2 separate regions of the Homo sapiens genome follow, and region 1 is linked to region 2. Evidence: read pairs that join two places in POLR2A ChIA-PET (ENCODE). Cell type or tissue: GM12878. All regions are shown on one strand. Region 1 overlaps MED26 (mediator complex subunit 26). Region 2 overlaps MYO9B (myosin IXB).

Region 1 (5,000 bases), 540 kb after region 2:
AGGGCAGGTGGTCTGTGGGGGCAGTCGCTAAGGGGGATAGAAGACAGGTTGTGAAGGAGCCACCTTGGGTCTTTTGGGTCTGTTTTTCCTCCCGGTGTCCTTACCCATGGCCTCTCCCCTGCCGCAGGGCTTTGGTGCTGTCTGGCCAGCTCCCTGCCCATCCTTCTCCAGCTCTTTTCTGCTTTCCAGCATGGAAGTCGGTCTCCAGCCCAGGTGGACACAGCTCGTTCTGCCACATCCTTTTTTGACCTCCCTGGGAGGCCACCTTAGGTGCTGCCCTCCCCCTGTGGCCTGCCTCCCTGCCCTGAGGGTTCATGCTGGACTTAGCAGGCCTGGAGTCAGAGCGGGAGCCTCCCCTCAGCCACATACGAGTCCTGGTGTCTCTGTCACTCACAGAGGGCCACCTCCATGAGAGTGGGAGACCTGCCACTCCTGGGTGGGGGGTCAGTTGGTTGTTAAGGCAGGGTCCCCAGGGCCAGGGTCAGAAGCCAGCTCCTATTTTGCTCCTATGGGACCAGCACCAATTGGGTGCTAAGTGTTCTTTGGGACAGACTGTGGCCATCTATAAAGAGGCTCTGTGGAGCCTTCTGGCTCAGTGTGCCTGGGGTCGGGGCCAGGCCCTTTGCAGGGATTCCTCGCTGCATTGCTCAGTGTCTGCCTCCTGGGCCTGGGAGGCCTGTGTCTGGATGCCCAGGTGGTGCTCCCCACACAGTGTTCAGACTGCTTGACATCAATGCCCCAGAGGTCGCAGGGCAGGGCAGTCTCACCTTGCCCCCATCCTTAGCTCTGCTGACATCACTGACTGCCTTCTGCTGGCTCCAGGGAGTGGCCGCACTGGACACTCACCCTCTCTCTGTGTCTTACACAACACACATTTATCATCTCAGGCTCTAGGGCTCAGAAGTCAGCTCCAGTCTCACCGGGCTGGGATCCAGGAAGCAGCGAGCTGCGCTCCTCTCTGGAGGATCCATTTTCTGCCCCTTCAGGTGTTGGCAGAGTTCATCTGTTTACGGCGTAGGACTGTGGGTTTCTAGCACCTTACAGGTAGAGCAGGCGGGCTCCTCTACTCCTCAGGTGAGCAGCTCACACGGTGGGGACAGAAAGGGGACTGCCAAGGCTGTAGCATTTCCCTTGGGGCTCCTAGAGGCTGAAGGCCTCTCTGCACACGCTTAAGCGTGGCTCATAAGGCAGGGGAGGGGCCAAGGGTAAGGATACACAGTCACAGGGCCCTCACACCTTCGCCTGGTGTCCCCAGCTCCCACACAGTTTCCAGGAGACTCTTGGGACTGGCTGTTAGTTCAGCGGTGATTTCTGGGGCACCAGCTCAGTACCAGACCCTGGGGTTGCCCAGGTGTTCTGTCTCCTCCCTCTTGTCTGGCAGCAGGATGGTGTCTGCCCAAGGACAAGGACACTTTGTGCCACCAGGCTAGCTGGGTCTGGGCAGTGTTCTGCTCTGCAAGGACTGCTGCTTCAGGAGTATGTGGGGAACCAGGGCTCCAAATATACCAGGGTGAGGTCAGCAGGGTGGAGGTGAAGCCATGTGGCAAGCCCAGGGACTGAGTCGGTGCTGGAGTGCCTGGGGCAGGGAGTGGTTGGCCTTGCTGTCTGTCTGGGACTGGCCTCCTCATCGCACAGTCTTCCCCTGCACTGATCCCTGCCCATTGCACGAGGAGTGCGGACAGGACTGTATCTCCCCTCATATCACCCGTCCACCCCCACCATGACACAGCTTGAAGCAGGGTTTTCAGGGTCATTTGGAGCCCTGAATGGAGAACATTGCAAGGCAAGGCCGTTGTTGCCAAAGAGCAAATGGGCCCATTGGCAGGGCAGCTTTGTGGGAGTTCTGCGGGGACTGCTGTCGTGGCTCTGCAACTTTACACCCAGAGGAGACAACACGGGAAGGGAGGGAGTGGCAGTGGCTGCCTCCCACTGGAAGTGGGGCAGAAGAGTAGAAAAGCCAGAATCCATGAGGCCAGCAGAATTAACAGCCCTCAAGGACGTCCACATTCTAGTCCTGGAGCCTGGGCACATGGTACCGTACATGACAGATGTGACTAAGGGAACAGCCTGGAGATGGGGAGGTGATCCGAGATCATCTGGGCAGGCCCTGCCTAGTCAGGGAGTCCTTAGAGATGGCACCTATCCTGGCTGGGTCAGAGAGATGCCGGGTGAGGACTCAGCCTGTAGCTGGCTTTGAGCATAAGGGGAGGGGGTGTGAGCTGGATGCAGTGCCCTCCAGAAGCTGGGAATGGCTTCGGATGACAACCAGCAAGAAAATGGGCCTCATTCCTGTAGTGTAAAGAGCTGAACTCTGGGCCGGGTGCAGTGGCTCACGCTTGTAATCCCAGCACTTTGGGAGGCCGAGGAGGGCAGATCACCTGAGGTCAGGAGTTCAAGACCAGCCTTCAACATGGTGAAACCCTGTCCCTACTAAAAAAAAATACAAAAATTAGCTGGGCGTGGTGGCGGGTGCCTATAATCTCAGCTACTCGGGAGGCTGAGGCAGGAGAATTGCTTGAACCCAGGAGACGGAGGTTGCAGTGAGCCGAGATCGTGCCATTGCACTCCAGCCTGGGCGACAAGAGTGAAACTTCATCTCAAAAAAAAAAACAAAATAAGAGCTGAACTCTGCTAACACCTGAAGGAGCAGGAAATGGATCCTCTAGAGAGGATCCCAGCCCAGTGAGACTCAGACCTGATTTCTGAGCCCTAGAGCCTAAGATGATAAATGTGTGCTGTGTAAGATGCTAAGTTTACAATCATGTGTTACGGAAACTCTTGCCACGCAGTCTTGGCAAGGATGTGGCCTGGTGGGAATGGAATAGAGCAGCCTCCCTGGGGGTGAGGTGACCACCCTGCATGGATGTGGAGCCCCAGCTCCTCCATGGCTGTCTGTGCACTAGCTCAGAGTCAGGTCTGTCACTGCCGTCGGTTGCAGCCTTATTTTGTAATGGCGGACGGAAAGTGCCTAAGTGTCCCACAGCATTCAAGTCGGGCCTTCCCCACTCTGGAAGGGATGGTGAGCCAAATGAGGGGCTCTGTTTGAGGCTGGACATTGCTGACATTAAGTCAGAAAAGGCAAGAACCACTGTCAGTTTGGTTTTGAAATATGTGATAAGTGTGGATGTATACGCCTATATACACAAGGGATATTTTTGGAAAAAAATGCAAGGAAATGCTACAGTGGCTGGGTCAGAGATGCCCATTTCCTTGTGTGCCCTTTTATGCTGTTTTAATTTGTATCATGTGCCCGCTTAACTCCTTTATCATGTTGGGGTGGGGGGGAGTTGAGTAATCTACTCACTGTGGTTTCCTCAGGGCCCCTGGGCTCCCACCCGCTAGCCAGCCCACCAGAAACCTGTAGTTGCTGGAGGTGGTGGTTGAGTGGTAGGAATTCTTGTTGTAACAATTAAGGGAGTCAGTAATGTGTGGGAAGTGCTTAGAACAAGGTGTGGCTCCTAGCAAGATCCTAAAAGGGAGGGATTACTTGGTCATGGGATGTGTTCATGCTTCACTCTGCCAGACAAAGCCCAGCAGTCCCCAAAGTCAGCTGTATCCCCCGAAGTACCTAGTGTTGTCAGTGGGGCACGTGTATCATGTATCCATTTGTGGGTTCAGTTTGAGTTTTCCTGATTATCGATAAAGCTGAGAGGCTGAGCATCAGCACTGACATTTCATTGCCGTGTGCCTGTTCCTGTCTTGTGGCCAGTCTACGCCGGGCTCCTGGTCAGCTGTACTGCTGTACAGGCATTCTGTGTTCCAGATACAGCTCCTTGGGGGCCTGTGGCCTATGCCTTCTCCCACTTTGTGACTTTCTGCTCTCTTTATGGTGTCTTTGGATTCAGATTGACTGGTTTATCATTATTATTATTATTATTATTTTTTACACGGAGTCTTGCTCTGTCACCCAGGCTGGAGTGCAGTGGTGTGGTCTCAGCTCACTACACCCTCCGCCTCCCGGGTTCAAGTGGTTCTCGTGCCTCAGCCTCCCAAGTAGCTGGAACTACAGGCGCATGCCAGCACACCCAACTAATTTTTGTATTTTTAATAGAGATGGGGTTTCACTGTGTTGGCCAGGCTGGTCTCAAACTCCTGACCTTCTGATCCGCCTTCGTCAGCCTCCCAAAGTGCTGGGATTACAGGTGTCAGCCACCGCGCCTGGCCTGTGTATTGATCTTTTAAGCTTTGTGGATTTTATTCGATGAATTCTTCCGTGTCTCCTCTCCCACTCCCATCAGATGGCAGAGTAGAGGTCATCTTAAGTATCAGGAGCAGCTCTTGTTCCACAGGCATCCTGGGTTTCAGCAGGTGGGTGGGTATGTACCATGTACACTGGAGGGCTTGGGGCAGCCCGCACACCACACACTGGAGGAGGTCAGACGGCAGGTGAGGATGAGCACTGGGTGCCAGGTTGGCCCAGGGAGCAGGTAGGAGACGACATGGAGTGGGGGCTTCAGTGCTGCTGGCTCCTCTTGCTCTGGGGTTGGGGAGAGACTGGAGCAGGCTGGGGCAGGGTGTTCCAGCCTCCCAGTGGAGAAGGACAGGGACCTGACAAATGGCTTTTTATTTCCACAGATCCGGAACATGGTGGCGGTGCTGGAAGTCATCTCCAGCCTGGAGAAATACCCTATTACCAAAGAGGCACTTGAGGTGAGTATCCCAGACCCCAGCATTTGGGAGGGCAGAACGGGGGGCAGGGGATGGTACCAACCAGGTCCTTCCGCAGCTTCTGGGAGCATCAGTGTCTTTGCTTCGGAGGACCAAGAGAGGCGGTGTGCCCTCACAGCTCGTGCCTCGCGATCTTGCTCTCCCACGGGCACTGCAGAGACCAAGTGGTGTTACTCCCATCCTACATGCCCAGCACACTTCGTGGGCACGTGGGGACATCAGGAGAGGTGTGCTTGGAGGAGGCTCCAGTGAGAGGCACCATCCCCAACCCTCCACTTGAAGCGGACCCTCTGTGCTGTCGCCTCGGCCACAGCACCCTCTCACCCAGGAAG
Region 2 (5,000 bases):
GGGCGGATCACTTGAGGTCAGGAGTTCATGACCAGCCTGGCCAACATGGTGAAACTCCGTCTCTACCAAAATACAAAAGAAATTAGCCGGGTGTGGTGGTGGGCACCTGTAGTCCTAGCTACTCGGGAGGCTGAGGCAGGAGAATCGCTTGAACCTGGGAGGCGAAGGTTGCAGTGAGCCAAGATTGCGCCACTGCACTCCAGCCTGGGCGACAGGGCAAGATTCCAACTGGAAAAAAAAAATGCTTAGGGGAGAAAAAAAGTCAAAAAATTGGCCGGGCATGGTGGATCATGCCTGTAATTCCAGCACTTTGGAAGGCCGAGGGGGGTGGGTCACAAGTTTGAGACCAGCCTGGCCAACATGGTGAAACCCCATCTCTACCAAACTACAAATGAAATTAGCCGGGCGTGGTGGTGTGCACCTGTAGTCCCAGTTACTTGGGAGGCTGTGGCAGGAGAATCGCTTGAACCTGGGAGGCAAAGGTTGCAGTGATCCAAGATTGTGCCACTGCACTCCAGCCTGGGCGACAGAGTGAGACTCCATCTGAAAAAAAAAAAAAAAATGCTTAGGGGAGAAAAAATGTCAAAAGATCGGGTGGGTGTGGTGGCTCATGCCTGTAATTCCAGCACTTTGGAAGGCCGGGGGTGGGGGGTGGGGGTGGGGGTGGGGGTGGATCACAAGGTCAGGAGTTCGAGACCAGCCTGGCCAATATGGTGAAACCCCGTCTCTATTAAAAGCACAAAAATTAGCCGGGCATGGTGGTGGGCGCCTGTAGTCCCAGCTACTTGGGAGGCTGAGGCAGGAAATCGCTTGAACCCGGGAGGAGGAGGCTGCAGTGAGCTGAGATCGCACCACTGCATTCCAGCCTGGGCAACAGGGCGAGACTCCGTCTCAAAAAAAAAAAAAAAGAAAAAAAAAAGTCAAAAGATCTCTTGATGGCTGAAATTGATGTGAAATTCAATTTTCAGCAGCAGCAAATGACGTTTTCCTGGCACACAGCCACATCGGTCTGGGTCTGGCTTAAGGCTGCATTTGAGTTACAATAGCAGAGTCAAGCCATTCTGACAGAGACTGGGTGGCCCCTAGGATCTGTGTGAAATACAGACTGTCTGGTTTTCGTGAGAAAAGAGTGGCCAGGGGCCGCTGTTCTGGATCCTCTGTTAAATGGGGTTTTCCGGGGATCCCCGACATGGTTCCAGCAGGATGGGTCGGCAGGAGGTGAGTGTCACCCTGGGTGACTGGTCTCCCGAGGCCATGGTGGGGACGTGGAGGAGCAGGCCTGGGAAGCACCCAGGACAAAATGGGTCCACAGGGTCACGTGCCCAAGGAGGGCTGGGTGAGAAGAGACTCCCTGGGAGCTGGGAGCAGAGGGGGCGGAGGCCAGCAGGCAGGGCTGGAGGCGAGGAAATGAGAAGTTTAGCTGATGCTTTCAACAGAGCTCAGAGCTGTGGTGAAGGCGGGGCCGAGGGAATGAGGAGGTTAGTGGGGGCCATGTCGGGGATGATGCCAGCCAGGCACAAGGAAGACCCTGCGAAGGGGGTGGGTGTCATGGAGGTGAGGAGGCAGCTATGTGGTGCAAGACAGGACTCCCCACACCCCCAAGCCCAAGCCTGCACAGGAGGCAGCTGCAGGCTCAGTTGGCCTGCGGATGTGGGGGCAGGAAGTGGAAGAGTCACCCCAACCTCATGGCTCCCCTATTCGCAGAGGAGGAAGTGGAGGCTCTCCAGGGCCCCTAGCCTAGCTGCTGCCGGGTTCTGTTCTTTTCTGGTTGCTCAAGGGGTTTGGGGCACCCCGGCAGGCTCTCGATAGCTGGTTGCTGGTCAGATGGACGGACGGCAGGGATGTACAGAGAGCTGAGTGCTCCCAACGCCGTATGTCCCAGTTCACAAGAGACACCAACTGTCAGCCACAGACGCAGATGGCATTACAGCAAACACTGAAACGCAGCAAGGACTCCCAGGGCTAGGACGTGGCCCTTTAAGGACAGACTCCTACCATGAGCTAAAGTCTCACAGCAAACCCTACAGGGGTGGGGTAGGGGAAGCCTTAAATAACAACAAAAACCTAAGTGTGAAACAAGTTACTGAAATCTTACATATGTCACTAAATTTGGGTTTAGGTTATCACGAAACCACGTACTAGGTCACAGAAAGAATACAGAACAAACCAGGCTTTGATGGGGGAAGGTCCTGTTTGGTTCTCAAGGCTGTGAAAACATCTGAAGAATTTATCATATTTCCCCTAGGGCTCATCTTACCCTTTTTTTGGGGGGGGGGGGATGGGGTTTTACTCTGTTGCCCAGGCTAGTGTGCAGTGGCATGATCTTGGCTCACTGCAACCTCTGCCTTCCAGGCTCAAGTGATTCTCCACCCTCAGCCCTCCAAGTAGCTGGGACCACAGGCATGTGCCACCACGCCCGGCTAAGTTTTTGTATTTTTGGTAGAGATGGGGTTTCATTATGTTGCCCAGGCTGGTCTCGAACTCCTAAGCTCAACTGATCTGCCCACCTTGGTCTCCCAAAGTGCTGGGATTACAGGTGTGAGCCACCGCAGCTGGCCTCATCTTGCCCATTTGATGCCCAAATCATTCTCTTTGGGGGTTACTTTGTTCTTTTTTCTCAGCTTGAGATAGGACATGAATTCATTTACTTCCGTTCTTTCCTATTTGTGGATCTAATGGGTGTTCAGCTATGTGGTGTCCTCCTACCATCACTTTAAATATAGCCCATGGATTCTGATAACATACGGGTGTTTGTCACTGATTTTTAGAAAACCTGCAATTTTGGTCTGTTTGTACCTTTTTTTTTTTTTTTTTTTGAGACAGAGTCTCACTCTGTTGCCCAGGCTGGAGTGCAGTGGCGCGATCTCGGCTCACTGCAACCTCTGCCTCCCAGATTTGAGCAATTCTCTTGCCTCAGCCTCCTGAGTAGCTGGGATTACAGGTGCCCGGCTAATTTTTGTATTTTTAGTAGAGACGGGGTTTTGCCATGTTGGCCAGGCTGAGCTCGAACTCCTGACCTCAGGTGATCTGCCCGCCTTGGCCTCCCAAAGTGCTGGGATTACAGGCATGAGCCCCCACGCCCAGCTGTGTTTGTATCTCTTCATCTAAGAGTTGCTCAATATAAGTTTACTTTAAAAAAAAGTTCCACGAAGTTTTATTGCATTGTTAGAGTGTCACTTGTAATTGTTCTACTCTGGGAAGTTCTAAATGCTTTCTCTTTACCTGACATAGGAATGATTTTTATTTGTAGAGATGGGGTCTTGCTATGTTGCCCAGGCTGGTCCTGAACTCTTGGGCTCAAGTGATCCTCCTACCTCAGCCTCCTCAACAGCTGGGATTACAAGTGTGTACCACCACACCTGACTCTGATATAGAAATGATTTTTGAGTCCAGGTGTGGTGGCTCACACCAGTAATCCTAGCACTTTGGGAGGCCAAGGTGGAAGGATTGCTTGAGGCCACAAGTTGGAGACCACCCTGGGCAACATAGTGAGACCCCGTCTCTACAAACAATACAAAAATTAGCCAGACTTGATGGTGGTAAGTGCCTGTAATCCTAGCTGCTTGGGAGGCTGAGGTGGGAGGATCACTTGAGCCCACGAGATTGAGGCTGCAGTAAGCCAAGACTGCACCACTGAACTCCAGCCTGGGTGACAAAGTGAGACCCTGTCTCAAAAAAGAAAAATGATTTTTTGAGAATGTTCCATGTATGTGTAAGGAGGTTTATTCTCTTAAGAGTTCACGATATGGCCACAATGTCTGCCTTAAGCATGTGGTTTGGGCGTCTTAACATCCTTGCCTATTTTCTATCTACTCAACCAAGCTGTGTGTGTGTTTCTCCTTGTATCTTTTAGAATTTTTACTTTGTGGCCAGGTGTGGTGGCTCATGCCTGTAATCCCAGTACTTTGGGAGGCTGTGACAGACGGATCACCTGAGTTCAAGACCCGTCTCTACTAAAAATACAAAAATTAGCCAGGTGTGATGGCGTGCGCCTGTAATCCCAGCTATTTCAGAGGTTGAGGCAGGAGAATCGCCTGAACCAGGGAGGTGGAGGTTGCAGTGAGCTGAGATCATGCCACCGCACTCCAGCCTGGGTGACAAGAGTGAAACTCCATCACACACACACACACACACACACACACACACACACAAATTTCTACTGTATAAAGGCAGTGGCTATGTTGTTTGGTGCATAGATATTCACAAGTGTTATACCTTTATTGCAAAGTGAGGCTTTTGGCATCATAACCAATCTTTGCCACATGTAATGTGCAGAGGCCTGAACTATGTCCGAATTGCAGCTCTGCTATCTCCCGTTTCTCACTGCCTGGTACACCTGTGCTTGCTTTCCCCTTTGTTTTTAACTTCCTGAAGCCCTTTGATTTAGGTGTGTCTTGTGTATAAAGCAAGGAACAGAACTTGCTTTATATACTTGCAAGCCAAGCTGAAAATCCTTTCATTTTATTTACTTATTTATTATTTATTTACTGAGACAGGATCTTGCTCTGTCCCCCAGGCTGGAGAGCAGTGGTGTGATCGTAGCTCACTTCAGCCTCCAATTCCTGGGTCCTGCGGCCCTCCCACCTCAACCTCTTGAGTAGCACCACCTTGCACCACCACGCCTGTTTAATTTTTTAATTATTGTAGAGACAGGGTTTTGCTTTGTTGTATAGGCTGGTCTTGAACTCCTGGCTTCAAGTGAGCTTCCTGCCTTGGCCTCCCAAAGTGTTGGGATTACAGGCATGAGCCACTGCAACTGGCCCTGAATGATGTCATTTAAAGTTACCAGCATCATGGCCTCATTAGCTCCTAAGGCTCTGTCCACCATGGTTGAACCTCTTTCCTGCCTGCTAACTGATACCTGCCTGTCATTGGCTGTCTGTGTCTATGTCCCAAACTCCTGGGCTCAAGTGATCGTCCCGTCTCAGCCTCCTGAGCATCTTGGATTACAAGCATGTGCCACCACACCTGGCTGTGATGTAGGAATGATTTTTGAGACT

What was found. Peaks named below come from ENCODE experiments on the same cell type or tissue, not always from the same donor. Only the 100,000 strongest peaks of a DNase experiment are listed, where the experiment ranks them.
Region 1: POLR2A ChIA-PET joins it to region 2 with 6 read pairs; 3 of 35 experiments call an interaction of 5 or more read pairs at or near these places.

The regions. Positions count from the first base shown.
Region 1 is chr19:16,577,985-16,582,984 of GRCh38, reverse strand. MED26 (mediator complex subunit 26) reads left to right here. Exons shown (of 3, transcript NM_004831.5): 2 at 4,576-4,650. It overlaps LOC105372295 (a long non-coding RNA gene), which reads right to left. Exons shown (of 3, transcript XR_936360.3): 2 at 4,712-4,819; 3 at 4,171-4,627. Among named protein-coding and RNA genes, the nearest start is that of SLC35E1, 8.1 kb to the right of the region's middle. RefSeq lists enhancers at 1-423, 424-995 and a silencer at 1,173-1,222. In GM12878, no CTCF peak of the experiment used is centred here; no DNase peak of the experiment used is centred here; H3K27ac peaks cover 2,508 bases.
Region 2 is chr19:17,122,576-17,127,575 of GRCh38, reverse strand. All of the region lies in intron 2 of MYO9B (myosin IXB), which reads right to left. Among named protein-coding and RNA genes, the nearest start is that of SNORA118, 33 kb to the right of the region's middle. RefSeq lists enhancers at 1,022-1,461, 1,572-1,961. In GM12878, a CTCF peak has its summit at 1,134; DNase peaks (open chromatin) are centred at 1,205, 1,635 and 2,055; H3K4me3 peaks cover 2,542 bases; H3K27ac peaks cover 4,507 bases.